Regions from separate parts of the Homo sapiens genome. Here all the other regions are linked to region 1. A link is a contact called in ENCODE Hi-C or POLR2A ChIA-PET data. All regions are on one chromosome and are shown on one strand. The core of a region is the stretch at or near the end of the contact, and the rest is flanking DNA. Distances in the headings are between cores, read along the strand shown. Region 1 holds the start of SF3B6 (splicing factor 3b subunit 6). Region 2 holds the start of TRMT61B (tRNA methyltransferase 61B). Region 3 holds the start of BABAM2-AS1 (BABAM2 antisense RNA 1). Region 4 holds the start of GTF3C2 (general transcription factor IIIC subunit 2). Region 5 holds the start of SLC5A6 (solute carrier family 5 member 6).

Region 1 (2,905 bases), core at 249-2,748:
TTTAAAAAGTCAACTATCTGGCCGGGTGCGGTGGCTCATGCCTGTAATCCCAGCGTTTTGGGAGGCCAAGGCAGGTGGATCACTTGAGGTCAGGAGTTTGAGACCAGCCTGGCCAACACGGAGAAACCCTGTCTCTACTAAAAATACAAAAATTAGCCGGGCATGGTGGTGGGCACCTGTAATCCCAGCTACTCAAGAGGCTGAGGCAGGAGAATTGCTTGAACTCAGGAGACAGAGGTTGCAGTGAGCCAAGACTGTGCCACTGCACTCCAGCCTGGGTGACAGAGTGAGAGTCCATCTCAAAAAAAAAAGTCAACTATCATCCAATTTCCCTACTTCCTATTTAAATGAGAACTCATGGACAGAGTGTCTTTGCTGTTTCCATTTTCTCAACTTCCACCATCTTTTCACCCCACTGCAATCAAGTTTTCATCCACTGAAATGATTCCTATCATCAAGGTCACCAAAAGTCTCCATTTACATATACAATGGTCAATTGCTTGTCTTTTCTTTCTTTCTTTCTTTCTTTCTGTTTTTTTTTTTTTTTTTGAGTCAGGGTCTTGCTCTGTCTCCTGGGCTGAAGTGCTGCGCAGTGGCACAATCATGGCTCAAGGCAGCCTTGAATTCCTGGGCTCAAGCAATCCTCCCACCTCAGCCTCCAAAAGTGCGGGGATTACAGGCATGAGCCACCTCACTCGGCCTAACTTCATCTTACACCTCTAAGCGTTTTACTGTTGACTAATCTCTTTTTTGAGTTTTTTTTTTTTAAAAGTTTCCGTAACACTGTACTCTCAAACACTAGAATGTAAGCAGAAGGACTTGTTTTATTCACTGCTGTATTCCCAATACGTAAGACTAGTGTCTGGCACATAGTAGCTATTCAATAAATATAATTGATGAATTATGTCCCACATGGCAAGCAGAATACATAGTAGGTGCTCAAAAAATATTGTTTTAATTAATGTGTTAATGAAGGATCCGAAAAGCACCATGATCTGAGGGGAATCCCAGGTCCTAGTTGTTGGTGAACCATTAAGTTAGTTGAGGACTCTTCTGAGATATCGACTTTAAGTCAAGGAGATAATCCTAACGCCAGGTCCTTAGGTGCGGGTCAAGCAAAGAGGCTATAGGGGTAACACTATCACTGACACTAGGGTAGAGACTGAGGAACTCTCAAAAGGGGTGGGGACAGAAATGTGGCTCAAGGAGCATATCTCTGAGGATGGGGCCGGATAGTGTCTTCGCTGACAGGATAGGAATTCTGGAGTTCTCCGCTCTGGGGACGGAGGAGGAGCAAGAATGCTCCGATCCACGCCGCTAAGAAAGTCAAACCCGAAGTTCTCCCACCCTCCGCAGAACACCCGATACTCACGTTCGCCCTCTTGGCCGCTTGCATCGCCATCTTGGCGGGCTGATGAAGTTACCGTAGCAGATACTGAAATTCCTCCGGAGCTCGCTCGGCTTCGGGGGTTACACCGCGTTAGATGCAGGACATCAACATCCAGGACCCGCCGGAAGCTGTTACAGCGGAATAGCGCCGTCTTACGCTGAGACGCGCTGACGTAGCAGCCCCCTTCGAATAGACTCCGGGGTAAAACCGAGCCTGAGCGAGACTCGAGGCCGGAAGATGGAAAGGCGAGAGTCCAAGACACTTCCGGGCTCTGTACCGTAAAGGGCGGGGCGTAGCCTCCAAAAGGCGAGATGTTCCGGTCGGGGAGGCCCTGAGCAGAGGAACCCGGGTGGAGAGGGCGGGGCCTGAGGAGGGCGGAGAGCTGGGGCGGGTCTCAGGTGAGTAACTGGGGAGCGGAGGAGGCGGGGCTTGAGCAGGGTTATGACAGGTAGGGCGGGACCCAGGTGAGTAGCGGGAGGGGGCGGGGCCTGAGGAGGGTGCGGAGAGCTGGGGTGGGGCCCAAGTGAGTATCCGGGAGGGAGCCGGGCCTGAGCAAGGCGGTGAGCTGGGGCGGGACCCAAGTGAGTAATGGAAGGGGCGGGGCCTGAGGAGGGTGGTGGCGGTGGGGCGGGGCCCAGATGTGTAGCGGGAGGTGGTGGGGCCTGAGGAGGGTGGCGAGAGGTGGGGTGGGGCCCAGGTGAGTAGCGGGCGAAGGCGGGGCCTGAGGAGGACTGAGCTGGGGCGGGACCCAGGTGAGTAGCGGAAGGGATCGGGGCCTGAGGAGGGTGGTGGAGGTGCGGCGGGGCCCAGAAGTGTAGCAGGAGGTGGTTGGGGCTGAGGAAAGTGGTGGAGGTGGGGCGGGGCTCAGATGTGTAGCGGGAGGTGGTGGGGCCTGAGGAGGGCGGCGAGAGGTGGGGTGGGGCCCAGGTGAGTAGCGGGCAGGGCTGGGGCCTGCTGTGGTGCCCACTGGTTGCGGGGCGCGCGGGCAGGTGCCGGAGGTGGTGGGCCTGGGCCTCTAGCTGTGCGCAAGGCGGAATATGTGGGGTTCTGGCGGCTTGTGTCACGGCTGACGCTGTAACTATACCCAGAATCTCCGTCCCTGGAGGGGCCCTCAGGTTGAGCGTCAGCTGATCGGGCCTCAGTAATCCCCGCTGCGACGCCCGTCCGGACTCCCACCTCAACCCCGCCGCGGCGGCCCCAGTCCGCGTGCCACCCTTCCAGTTCACTCTTTATTTCCTCATATCAGCTTTAAACGGCTCTGGAGGAAGCACCGGGTTTCTTGGCCTGTCTATTGTGAATCTTCTCCAGGTTTGCTCTGGAAAGGCCTGGGGTGGCCGCGTCCTGTCCTGCCCCATCCTCCTTCACTGGGGCAGTTCCAGGACGATCTTGCCTATGTTCTTGTTGGCCTCCATGTACTTATGGGCCTCCTGGATTTCGGTCACTGGGTAGATTCTGTCCAGAACCGGCAGCAGACGTTGGGGGCCCTCCGTGGAGAAGTGAGGCAGAATTTGCTCC
Region 2 (2,905 bases), core at 208-2,707, 4.8 Mb after region 1:
AAATTAGCCCGGGGTGGTGGTGCATGCCTGTAGTCCCAGGTACTCAGGAGGCTGTGGTGGGAGAATCGCTTGAACCCGGGAGGCAGAGGTTGCAGGGAGCCAAGATCGCAACACTGCACTCCAGCCTGGATGACAGAGTGAGAACTTGTCTTAAAAAAAAGACTGAAACTAGGCTTTAGGCAGTTAACTTTTTAATAAAGAATAGTCATTTTATGTTTGGTGTTGAATGTTAGCTATTGTAATATAAAACTCTATTTCTTCCCTAAAAGGGGAAAAGCACCGTAATGTACCTATTGTTAATATACTCTTGTAACATGATTATTGAATATTAAAATATCATCATAGTAGTACTAAAAAATTGTTCCCTAAGAGTTCAACATTCTCTTGAGTCCTGAAGTTATAAACTTAAGAGTAATGGGGAACAAAATTAGTACTTATTATGTACGTAGTGAGTTCACATCACCCTAACAGAAAGTTGAGCTATTATCCACATTTTACAAATAAGGGACTCGAGACTCCTAAGTTAAAATTAAAATCTAGCCGTTCCCTAATGCTAATTTTCATCATGATATGTAAAAGTTATAACCATTGGTTTATTTTAAAAGCCTGAGTACAATAAAAAATCCAAACGTTCTGAGATGTCTTTGAATACATTAATCAGGACTGAGTACTGCATCTGTCTTTGCCCCTCCTGAAACCAATACACACCTTATCTCCATCGCATTACCTTTGGGAATGTTATGGCAGTCCCTCTTTTCATCAATACTACATAGTCTTCCAAGGCTGGCCTCCTCAGCATGTACTGCTTACCGAAGGAACTCCTCAGTATCTGGCCGGGGAACTTCCCCACGATCTTGCCGAACGGGACTGCCCCCCAGTTACTATTTAAGAGTCCGAAGTTGTTCAACCTAAATAATTTCTTAAATTTTGTTTCTCCCTCCCCAGTCTCAGCTAAAATCAGTTCCCCAGCCTGAAAGGGTCTCTCTCTGGAAGTTGAACAAGAAGGGGAGACGTGACGCTCTTCGACCTCGGTAGCGGACTGGGCCTGCGAGAGCATCGAAGGATCCTCGGATCCCTGGTGTGTGGGACCGCACCGGCCCTGGTCTCCGCTCGAGTCCTCGAGCTCTCGAGGGGATGACTCTTCCCGCAGCGTCGGCAGTCTGAGGTTTTCCAGTGACGAAAGACATCCAGTCCCAATGTCCGAGATGCTCAGAGGGAGAGATGGGCAAGACTCTGCTCCTGGGGCTTTCCTTTGTGCCGCCTCGTGCTCTCTTTCTCCATCTCGCAGGTCTCTAGGCGAGGACCTGCAACACAGTGACCGAGCTCCCTCGAAGGGCTCCTGCCCCAGGCCGTGCAGGAATGAATTGGTTCCGAGCCCCTGCCGCAGGCACAGCAAGACAGGACCGCGGCACCATGCCATTAGCATAGTGTTTCGCGAAGGCGCCGTCGCAGACGAGTGACGCAAGCCTAGCGCGACCCCTTCTTTCCCAGTCGCGCGCATGGCGCAGCAGCCCGATGGCTCTGCAGCTGCGTGGGGCTCTACAGCTCCGCGACTGCGCCTGCGTCGGGGAGGGGGCGGTGCGCTAGGTCAAGCTAGGGCGCGGGAGCAGCGGAGTCCTGGTTGAGTGACCATCCAAGGAATATGTCCTCGCGCGCGGCCGCCGTTTTCCTTTTCGGAATGTGGGTAAAGAATTTACCGCTAACAGACGACCTCCAGGTTCGCTCTTGGACAGCAAGATTGAGAGACAAAACTTAACAAAGCGCTGTGCAAACTGAAATCCCAGGCTTAGCTCGCTTGTGTCTTGAACACGGAAGTCACCTAGTCACCCACAAGATGTATGAGTACAGCTAACCCCCAGATGCATTTGACAGACGGCGTGGGACGCGCCACTTGCTGATTGGCTCTCCTTTCCCAGTTGACCGCGACATCCCCCAGCCCCAACTCCCTTTTGATGGGGCTGTGACCACCTGCCGGTCCCCTCACCCACCCCTCACGCCCGGAGAGTCCGAGGTTGATTCGAGTACTCACTATGTGCTTATGTAACACATGTTTTCATTATTAAAATATAACTAGTTTACCCTCCCAAAACGAAATAGAAGTGTCTTAAAATGGAAACAGGTATCTTTGGAGGCCAGAGTTATTTAGCGTTAAATATCACTAGCCTCCCAGCATTTTGGGAAGCCGACCGAGGCAAGCGGCTCATTTGAGGTCAGGAGTTCGGGACCAGCCTGGCAAATGTGGTGAAACCCCGTCTCTACTAAAAATACAAAAATTAGCTGGGCGTGGAGGCACGCACCTGTAATCCCAGCTACTCGGGAGGCTGAGGCAGGAGAAGCGCTTGAACCCGGGAGGCAGACGTTGCAGTGAGCTGAGATCTCGGCACTGCACTCCAGCCTGGGCGACTGAGCAAAACTCCTCTCGGGGGAAAAAAATTAGTCGGGCGCGATGGTGCACGCCTGTAATACCAGCTACAAGGGAGGCTGAGGCATGAGAATAGCTTGAACCCAGGAGGCGGAGGTTGCAGCGGGCCAAGATCGAGCTACCACTGCACTCCAGCCTGCGCGACACAGCAAAACTCTGTCTCAAAAAAAAAAGAAAAATCGCTAGCCTCTTTGCTGGATATTAGTTGACTGGGCAAAAGTTTATTGAGAGTCTGGCAATACGAGGCACGTTAGACACTCATTTAAGTTTCCAACAATTCTGTGTTAGAAACAAATCCATTTTATGAGTAAAAGAACTGGCCCAGGGAGATTAAATAATTTGGGGAAACCAGGAGTGGTGGCTCACACCTGTAACCCCAACACTTTGGGAGACCCAGGCCAGAGGATTGCTTGAGCCCAGGATTTCAAGACCCACGTGCAACATAATAATAATAAGTTGGTCAAGATGCATAGCTGACAAGTG
Region 3 (2,905 bases), core at 175-2,674, 3.8 Mb after region 1:
AAAATACGCTGTAAATATAAAATACTGCAGTAATGCCGACAATCAACATGGTGAAAGGTGACAGTCTTTTTGATTTCTGCTCAACTCATTATTTTATACAATAAGCTCAGACGAATAATACCCAATTTGGATAATGTTACGCTTGACAAAACACTTTACTTCATTTAGTCCTCACAACAACCCTGTGAGGTAGGCACATTCTCGGAGGTAAAATGACGTGGGCAAAGTTCCCTGGCTCGTTTGGGGAAAGGCTCAGCAGCCGGGCCAAGAAAGGTCTTTGGGGGCGCAAGTCTTTGGAGGGCAGGTCTTTGGGGAGCGCTTTGAGTAATATTAGAGCTTTCACTAAACCCTGGCCTATTACGTCCCCTCCCCTGAGATTTACCTTTATATACTCAAGTTCTTTCATGCCAGGAAGGTAGGCTGAAGGCTTCGAAAACCTGCAGCTCATACCCAAAGCTAGCACTGTCTATCCCTGGAGACCCAGCGCCCAAAAGCTCCACTGGGCGCATAGCGCACGGCACGCCTCCTCCCCCGAGCCGCAGACTGAGTAACTGGCCCCGGACTAACCTGACCAGGTCGGTCATGCAGGAGCCCACCACTACCACCGCCGCCACCTCCTCTTGCCACTGCCTCTGGGGTTCCCCAGACGCCGCCATCGCTCAAAGGTGCTGCTGTCCAACCTGGACGGTGACCTCTGCCCTTTGCCCGACCCCGTAACCAGAGACGCCACTCCTGCCCTCCCTAACGACGCGGGCCTTTCAGACGCCTACGCGGGTCGCCCACCTGACTGCCCGAAATCACCCCGCCCACCAAGTGTCCCCTCTTCTTCCTGGAATAGTCTCGGTGCACAGCCTCACGTAACAGGGCCCTCCTGATATGGCGAGACTCCGCGCTCCTCGTCACTCACGGGGCAGGCGCTGAGGAAGGAACTGTCAGGCACCGCGGGGACGCCTTTCCGAGCGCCCGGCTCGGCGCGGCGCGGGGGCGCGCACGCCGCCCAGCTTCGGGGCCGCAGAGGGGGCGGGGCGGGACGTCCGGGGAGTGCGCACGCATCCTGCCCGCGGCGCGCGCGCAGGTCGGTGCGTCTGTCGGGGGCGCGCTCGGGTACCTGTACCCCACGTAGTCGCCGGTTACCGATCGGACTAAGTTCCAGGTACCTGGACTGGGGCTGGTGCGGGGAGGTTGGATCCCGAGTCGCACAGGTGGCGTGGAGAACTGTGGTTTAAATATGGCCAGGGGACTCGCCTCCTCTTCCTATGGAGAAGGCCCCCGTTCCAAAGATGCCCTTCTCATCCCCATCACGCTGATTCCCTCAAGAACGAGCCCCCAAGGCCAGAGGCGTCTCTTTCTCCATATCTGGCCCATCCCCTGGTTCCTGTAAACCCCGAGTATTAGTTCCTTGTTGCCTGATGAGGGGAATCATACAGTTTGGAAGAGGGGAGAGTGTCCCTTTTTAAGACGTCCCCTAGAGTGGGGTGGTCATTCTTCGGGTCTGAGCTAACTTGTTTTTCTCGAATGTTGCCCCTTGGGGGAAATTGCTTCCCCAGTGTAACTTCCCTCGTGCGCTGTATGACGTCGACGTGACGCAGCAGGATGCCACCCCTTTCCGTTCCATGACGTCAGCAGGGCACATGTTTCCGTGTTTGTCATCTCATTTTAATTGCAAGAACCTGGATGGTGCTTTAGACGTCTTTGTAATCCCCAGGCCTCTCATCAAAGGACCTTTTGTAACTTTATTTTGGGGTAGCAGACCCTTGCAAAAATTGTAATTTTGCATTTTCCTTTTGCAATACGTCAAAATCAGGAAATACAAATTGCAGTAGTAGTATTCAGGGGACTCTGACCACCGTAAATATTTGTATATCTGGGGTGTATTATAGTGCTGCCATGCGTAAGAGTTACTACCGGTGGTGACTCCCTGTCCATGTACCCGGTTCACTGCACCAAAGGACCAGTGTTTTTGGCTAAGTGACTTCTGATTTTGGAGTCATTGTGTTCCACTCCCCACCCCCCGCCCTTTTTTTTTAGAGAAGTCACACCTCCTCATGGTTGAAATAGATTTTAATACTGCGTGAAACCTTGCACTGTTAAAACATAGTATTATGGCTGCCCTGGAAATAGAATTCATTCCCTCAGGTGTCATCCTAAAGTCACGACCGTTGCTGAATTAGAATGTATTGTTGTCACTTAGTATGGTTTGGCTTCTAGAGCAAGGCTGTTCCCTTTAACATTTGACTAGTGAATCACTCAGACCAGGTTCAGCAGTAGGTCAGCAATAGTCCAGTTTGTTTTTAGTGGTAAAGCAATCATTTGTTTAAATTTTTACTTTTTGTCTGTTCACATTTTATAAGATATACGCTTTACAAAATCACCTTGATGCTTTTCTCTTTGGTGATAGAAGTTATCAATGTTTATTTGAGAGAAAGATGGGTATAGTGGACTTGGAGAATCCGGATTTGGATTCTGATCCTCCAGCTTCCAACATTCAACAAGTTATTTTATTTTGCTGAGCTTTAATTTTCTATTTGTCAAGTTTCTTTAGCTTCCACTTGTCAAATGGGAACAATTATTGTTCTCAGGGAACAGAGTTGGGGAAATGTAAATGAAATTACAGATAGAGATGAGTAATATAATGCCTGATAATGGGTAGATAGGTGTCTAGAATGTGTTGGTTCTGTTTCCTTCTTTTGTAGAAGCAAGAGATAAAGTAATAATGGGTACTGTGGGGAAAAACACAGAAGAACAATTCGGTAATATAGGTGAGACCCTTTTGCTTTTTTATAAGATAGGTATATTTGTACTTAGCATATGACTTTGATAAGCATCCCTTCAAGAATTGTGACATAGACATGAAGGTGGAAATGTTGGCGAATAGAAAAAAATAGGCTTCAAAATTATGATGTGG
Region 4 (2,905 bases), core at 293-2,792, 3.3 Mb after region 1:
CTGTACATATAATTTGCCTGGCCGGGCACGGTGGCTCACGCCTGTAATCCCAGCACTTTAGGAGGCCGAGGTGGGCGGATAACGAGGTCACAAGTTCGAGACCAGCCTGACCAACATGGTAAAACCCCGTCTCTACTAAAAATACAAAAGTAGCCGGGCATGGTGGCACGCGCCTGTAATTCCAGCTACTCAGGAGGCTGAGGCAGGAGAATCGCTTGAACCCGGGAGGCGGAGGTTGCAGTGAGCCGAGATCACGCCACTGCACTCCAGCCTGGGCAACAAGAACAAAACTCCGTATCAAAAAAAAAAAAAATACACTTCTCATGGAAGGCAGCAGCAGGATGTAATGGTACAAATTCTGGATACACAGTAAAGGAATAGATGATCAGTAAATTCGTACTGAGTTTCTAAAACCTTCCATTGCACCCCAATCTGTCTGGTTCCCATGCTGCTCCAGGATGCCAGCTTGACCTCCCCAGCCAAGAAAAAATAATGACACAACACTGCACCTTAAGTATGAAATTACTTTGAATACACTGCTTAGCTTAATATATTGTTTCCTAAAGTGTTCCTAGGGTACAACTGGCGGTATGCAAGATGATTTTAATGGTACGAAAACGAACATTTTAATGACTAGTGCTTTTATTTCAACTTACATAAACAATTATAAGTAGCCCATGAAACCCACGGTTTCATTTATATTGCTTAGGTCGAGACTAATGCATTTAAACTTTTTAAGTAAGTCAATTTAAAGAGAACTATTCAGAAAACAATAGTACAATTGATAAGAGATTGCAAAAATAGTGATGGCACGGGATTGACTTAAAATTGTATATGCCTCTGGAACAAAGAGGTTTGTCCATACCCTATACATCCCTCCAACAAAGTGAGTTGCCTCCGACGGAGTTGAAGTCGCCACCTCTGACTTCCCCAACAGGCAGCCAACTTGCCACGGGACAAAAGGACTAGACAGGGAAACACAACTGGCCCTTGGTTACGCCAATGGCGTTGCAGCGCGCGGGGCACAACCCTCGGGGTTAAAGAGCCTCCTCGAGGAAGAGGCTGGGACACAGCTGAAAGAGATTGACCCACAACCACTCTAGGGGCCATCACCTGCCCTTCTTCAGTCCTGGGCGTGAAGGTAGATTTCTCCCCTAGCCTGTGCGGGAGAGGAGCCCTGGTTTTTCTAACAAGGACTACTGTAGGTTCGCCGAGTTCGAGGGACGCTACGTATGCAGCGCCTACGCCCGGACACAGGCTTCCGCGTTACCGACACCGCGTGGGGGAGGAGGGCAAGACCCGAGGCTTGCAGAGATGGGGGGTGCACGGTGGCCACAGTAGGGAAGGTGCGGAGCATGATGGTGCTCTGTAGGAGCGCAGACGCTGAAAGGCGCGCTGCTGTGGCTGGGAGAAGAGCGGAGCCAGGAGTTTGTTCCCAATATCTTAGTGCTATGGCAAAAGAAGGGGGAGGAGTAATTGTGGGGCCCCCCACACACCCGCTGCGGCGATACACTCACCCTCGCCAAAGTCCTTCCGGAAGTCTAAGTTCGAAGATGGCGCCGCCTGTCTGGTCGCGGTCTTATGACGAAATCTTGTTAGCTGCTCTTCACTGACGCCCCCACCCCAGTGCACAAGGTAAACACGTGTGCTTGGTCCGGAGTCGGTGCCGGGCTAGTTTTCTCTTAGACTCTGTATTCCATAATGCAGCGCGGCCAGAGTCACCGAGCCCTCCGAAGCCAGCCGAGTTCCAGGGCGTCTTCAGCGGCGCCAGGGACGCTGCAGGGCCTCATGGGAGTTGCAGTGTCAAAAAGGGGAGATCGACGCCTGCGCGGCCAACGGGATCCCACGCGGCCTCGACGGGAGCCGGGAGTAGGCGGACTCCCAGGCCGGGCTCGCGCTCTGGATCCCTGAATCCGGCCTTTCCGGCCGGACTGCCGCGCCTGTGGCCGGAAGAGCCAGCTAGACCAGAGAGTCTGTACCTGCAACCCTGGCGGCGTCCGAGCCCAAGGCGGAGTCTGGGAGACAAAGAAGTCCTCGCCGCCGGCCGCTGGAGGATTCTGCCAGTAGTGAAGTCAGGGATGGGCCCGAGAGAGCTTGGAAAGAGGACAAGGAAGGGAAGGAGTAGGAGTAGAAAAGCATGACTTTGGCTGGGTATGGTAGCTCCTGTCTGTAATCCCAGCACTTTGGGAGGCCAAGGCGGGGGAGGATCACTTGAGCCCAGGAATTCGATACCAGCCTGGGCAACATAGTGAGACCCCGTTTTTATTTTTATTTTTATTTTTTCCTGAGATGGAGTCTTGCTCTGTCCCCAGGCTGGAGTGCAGTGGCGCGATCTCGGCTCACTGCAAACTCCGCCTCCCGGGTTCAAGCAATTGTCCTGCCTCAGCCTCCCGAGTAGCTGAGATTACAGGCGCCCGCCACCAAGCCCGGATAATTTTTGTCTTTTTAGTAGAGAAGGGGTTTCACTATGTTGGCCAGGCTGGTCTCGAACTCCTGACCTTGTGATACGCCTGCCTCAGCCTCCCAAAGTGCTGGGATTACAGGCATGAGCCACCGCGCCCGGCCTAATTTTTTAATTTTTTCTAGAGATGGGGTCTCGTTATGTTGACCAGGCTGGTCTTGAACACCTGACCTGAAGTGATCCTCTTGCCTCAGCCTCCCATAGTGCTGCGATCACAGGTGTAAGTCACTGAGTTTGGCCATTATTCCATTTCTGTACACAAAAACCTTTCTCATTCTGTGCTATAACTAGTTAGCATTTAATTGGGTGGATGTGGTATAACTAGTGCCTTGTTGATATTGATGCATATTTACATGGTTTTGCTGTTATAAACAATGGTCCCTTGCTATTATAAATCACACTGCTATAAGTAACCTTGCATCTAAATTACTTCAAATGTGTAAC
Region 5 (2,905 bases), core at 239-2,738, 3.1 Mb after region 1:
TTGGGAGGCCGAGGCGGGCAGATCACGAGGTCAGGAGATCGAGACCATCCTGGCTAACACGGTGAAACCCCGTCTCTACTAAAAAATACAAAAAATTAGCCAGGCGTGGTGGCAGGCGCCTGTAGTCCCAGCTACTCGGGAGGTTGAGGCAGGAGAATGGCGTGAACCCGCGAGGCGGAGCTTGCAGTGAGCCGAGATCGCGCCACTGCACTCCAGCCTGGGCGACAGAGCGAGACTCCGTCTCAAAATAAAAATAAAAATAAAAATAAAAACCTGAACTCACTTTGGTCACACACTGCAGTGGATCGCATTGACTCCTACAAAAGGCAATGAGACCACTGCAGGACTAACTGTTCCAAAAAGATTCCCTCAAAATCTGTCCTGGGGCCTATAATTCCTCAAGGTGTGAAAGGCTTTGGGGGCCCTCCTTAAAATGCTAATAGCTACTAACACCTTAGAAAATTTGCCAGCCAGCTAAACGTAAACCTTTCAGGAACTTCCAGGCAGACACCATGGGGGTAATGTGGAAGGGAAGCCTGGCTCGGCTACTCGAGATGATCACTTGGGTCGGCTTTAAGGAGCTTTCTGGCTGGCCCTAACCAACACTGTCGCGCCGGGAGCAGGGATCCCCTGGCGCCCTTCAGTCAGGGCGCTGGCCCACCCTGGGGCAGCAACGCACTCCCTTACCTCCGTGGTTCAGTCAGAGCTAGGAAGGTCCCTTTGTGCTTCCTGAGATCAACATCGCTCCCTTTTCCTGGGAAGGCAAAGAAAATGAGTTAGGGAAGCGTCTATCCCGCTCCTACCTCCTCGCCAGGCTCCGGGACGCTATGCGCTATCAGCATTGAGGTGAAGAGGACTAGGTGCCCGGGGCGATCCAGGCTCGTGTCCTCCCGCTGGAGTTTGAGGTTTGCCCTTCCCTCATCACCCTCACCCTCGTTCTTTCTCGGTTTCCCGCTTCCCTCTACGCGGCGGAGACCACCACCTTACCGCTCGCACTTAAGATCTCAGACCCACGCCGGAGGCCGGCTCGCTCCGCCCCTCCCCGCCCCCTTGTCCCCGCCCCGGCTCAGACGCCGCTCCCCGGTGCCTCTCGGCACCGGCTCACGCTCTCCAGGCCCACCTGCCCGGTCTCCACACGTGGGTAGCCAGAGCCCGGCCGAGAGCCCTGGCCGGGAGCCCGCGGGGGCCCCGCCCCCTGCCCGCCCCCTGCCCGCCCCGCTCGCCGTGCCGCCATGTTTACTGAGGGCGGATGGAGGGGCCCGAGTTTCTGCGAAGCCGCGACCTCGGCGTCCGGACGCGGGGAACACCGGGCTGAGGGAGTCTGCAGTCGGCTCCGGGAAGCCGCGCGGCGACGGGGGAGGCCTTCACTAAAGGGGAAAAGGAAGAGGGGGTCGGCCAGTATCCCCGAAAGAGGGCTAGGGCGCATGAAGACCAGCGCAGAGCTCCACGAGCAGGAAAAGCCCCCAAGCAGCCCCAGGGCGACTGGACCGGGCCGCTTAGGCCACGCCCGGGGAAGAGGGCCTGACGCGCTGCGGGGCGGGGCCGCGGGGCCGGGTCGCGCGAGCAGCGGAGCACCAAGGGAACGGAAAATGGCGCCTCACGACCCGGGTAGTCTTACGACCCTGGTGCCCTGGGCTGCCGCCCTGCTCCTCGCTCTGGGCGTGGAAAGGGCTCTGGCGCTACCCGAGGTACAGAAGCAAGTTTGAGGTCGGGCTGAAGCAGGGTCGCTGGCCAGCCGTGCGTCGCGCTCGCCAGCGGCTCCCCCTTCTCCTCGGCGGGCCTGCGGTTCTGATTTCGTCCCTGACGCTTCCCGACCCTGCCCAGCCAGGTCCTGTTCCCAAGTACTCACGTCGTGCAGGCCTTCGGCGCCCCAGTCCTGCCGACTTTCAAAGACCTGTGAAACTTGATTTCGCCCCTTAATTTTAGAATAACTTTAAGTTCTTTCTACAGACGGGTCCTCTGCCTCTTGTGTAATCTCTCTACGCACGAACGCCATATATCGTGCGGTGGTAGGGCTGTACTTTTGTAATGCTTGATGAGTTCTTTACGTACCTGCGGTCGTTTTACACCGCGCCAAACTAGGGCTGTCAGATTGAGAAGTCTCTGCAGAAAGCATAATAAATAAGTTCGAATAGTGATCTTCAGAGATGAGGACCTTCCCTGTGCGATATCTGGTACTGAAAGTGTCGGGAGCTGATTCGGCGCAGGACTCTGGAGGAAGAGATGGCATCTCCTAGCCTAGCCTGTTACAAGGGTGGGACACGAGCCGTTTATCCATTTATCGGCCCCGTGTTAGAGGAATTCTGGAAACGTGTACTGGCAGTTAATTCTTGATCGCCGTTTGTTCTTTTCTTGGCTTTTCTTTCTGGAGTTCTAATGTTTCTTTCTCTTCTGCAGATATGCACCCAATGTCCAGGGAGCGTGCAAAATTTGTCAAAAGTGGCCTTTTATTGTAAAACGACACGAGAGCTAATGCTGCATGCCCGTTGCTGCCTGAATCAGAAGGGCACCATCTTGGGGTGAGGGGAAGACATCCCTAGATGCTGGATACAGGCCATTCCTTAGCCTGGCTGCTTTTATACCCTTATATTATTTAAAGAATCCACCTATTATGGTTTCAGCTGTAATCATCACGCAGATGTCTACCAAAACTAGATCTCTTTAGTGTCTTTTTTAACCTTTCCACACTCCAGGTACATACGGGTACCTCTAGCTTCCTATTAAGCATTTCCTACTGAGTGCACCCTAACTTCAAACTCAAAATGTTATGTTTTGCTTCCATTCTCTTCTTTCCTTCATCTACCTAAATACTTCTCTGTATTAAGCTTTTAGAAAACCAACATTTTCCATTATCACTCTCTTGCTTTAATACTATATTTAGTATTAAATTTTGTCTCAGGACAAA

Evidence for each region. A loop is a pair of places that touch in the nucleus more often than their neighbours do. ChIA-PET counts read pairs that join two places held with the same protein, here RNA polymerase II (POLR2A). Pooled maps may share reads with other maps.
Region 2: a loop to region 1 is called in a pooled map, with 28 times the contacts of the local background. The contact joins the promoter of TRMT61B here to the promoter of SF3B6 in region 1. A Hi-C loop is called at or near these places in 8 of 50 pooled maps. POLR2A ChIA-PET finds 5 or more read pairs at or near these places in 2 of 52 experiments (B cell and CD4-positive, alpha-beta T cell).
Region 3: a map of naive thymus-derived CD4-positive, alpha-beta T cell shows a loop between it and region 1 (7-fold over the local background). The contact joins the promoter of BABAM2-AS1 here to the promoter of SF3B6 in region 1. A Hi-C loop is called at or near these places in 1 of 168 maps with a recorded cell type or tissue (naive thymus-derived CD4-positive, alpha-beta T cell) and 7 of 50 pooled maps. POLR2A ChIA-PET finds 5 or more read pairs at or near these places in 1 of 52 experiments (activated B cell).
Region 4: a pooled map shows a loop between it and region 1 (12-fold over the local background). The contact joins the promoter of GTF3C2 here to the promoter of SF3B6 in region 1. A Hi-C loop is called at or near these places in 4 of 50 pooled maps.
Region 5: a loop to region 1 is called in a map of CD4-positive, alpha-beta memory T cell, with 11 times the contacts of the local background. The contact joins the promoter of SLC5A6 here to the promoter of SF3B6 in region 1. A Hi-C loop is called at or near these places in 3 of 168 maps with a recorded cell type or tissue (CD4-positive, alpha-beta memory T cell and naive thymus-derived CD4-positive, alpha-beta T cell) and 9 of 50 pooled maps.

The regions. Positions count from the first base shown.
Region 1 is chr2:24,074,828-24,077,732 of GRCh38, forward strand. SF3B6 (splicing factor 3b subunit 6) reads right to left here and starts at 1,499. Exons shown (of 4, transcript NM_016047.4): 1 at 1,373-1,499. The coding sequence starts at 1,402. TP53I3 (tumor protein p53 inducible protein 3) reads right to left here. Exons shown (of 5, transcript NM_004881.5): 5 at 2,606-2,905. The coding sequence ends at 2,752. It also overlaps a transcript of FAM228B not described here. RefSeq lists enhancers at 785-1,317, 1,318-1,849, 1,384-1,613 and a silencer at 1,724-2,373.
Region 2 is chr2:28,868,852-28,871,756 of GRCh38, forward strand. TRMT61B (tRNA methyltransferase 61B) reads right to left here and starts at 1,458. Exons shown (of 7, transcript NM_017910.4): 1 at 728-1,458. The coding sequence starts at 1,426. RefSeq lists enhancers at 1-482, 1,112-1,636, 1,251-1,420, 1,651-1,800.
Region 3 is chr2:27,889,690-27,892,594 of GRCh38, forward strand. BABAM2-AS1 (BABAM2 antisense RNA 1) reads right to left here and starts at 1,425. Exons shown (of 1, transcript NR_028308.1): 1 at 1-1,425. RBKS (ribokinase) reads right to left here and starts at 698. Exons shown (of 8, transcript NM_022128.3): 1 at 568-698. The coding sequence starts at 656. It overlaps BABAM2 (BRISC and BRCA1 A complex member 2), which reads left to right and starts at 1,040. Exons shown (of 12, transcript NM_199191.3): 1 at 1,040-1,153. RefSeq lists a silencer at 886-1,165.
Region 4 is chr2:27,355,222-27,358,126 of GRCh38, forward strand. It overlaps GTF3C2 (general transcription factor IIIC subunit 2), which reads right to left and starts at 1,543. Exons shown (of 19, transcript NM_001035521.3): 1 at 1,518-1,543. GTF3C2-AS2 (GTF3C2 antisense RNA 2) reads left to right here and starts at 1,544. Exons shown (of 4, transcript NR_183827.1): 1 at 1,544-1,635; 2 at 2,587-2,681. RefSeq lists enhancers at 937-1,550, 1,064-1,343, 1,394-1,733, 1,551-2,164, 1,744-1,873.
Region 5 is chr2:27,210,780-27,213,684 of GRCh38, forward strand. It overlaps SLC5A6 (solute carrier family 5 member 6), which reads right to left and starts at 1,489. Exons shown (of 17, transcript NM_021095.4): 1 at 1,241-1,489; 2 at 688-754. ATRAID (all-trans retinoic acid induced differentiation factor) reads left to right here and starts at 1,262. Exons shown (of 7, transcript NM_001170795.4): 1 at 1,262-1,688; 2 at 2,398-2,519. The coding sequence starts at 1,590. RefSeq lists an enhancer at 1-143 and silencers at 926-1,245, 1,436-1,685.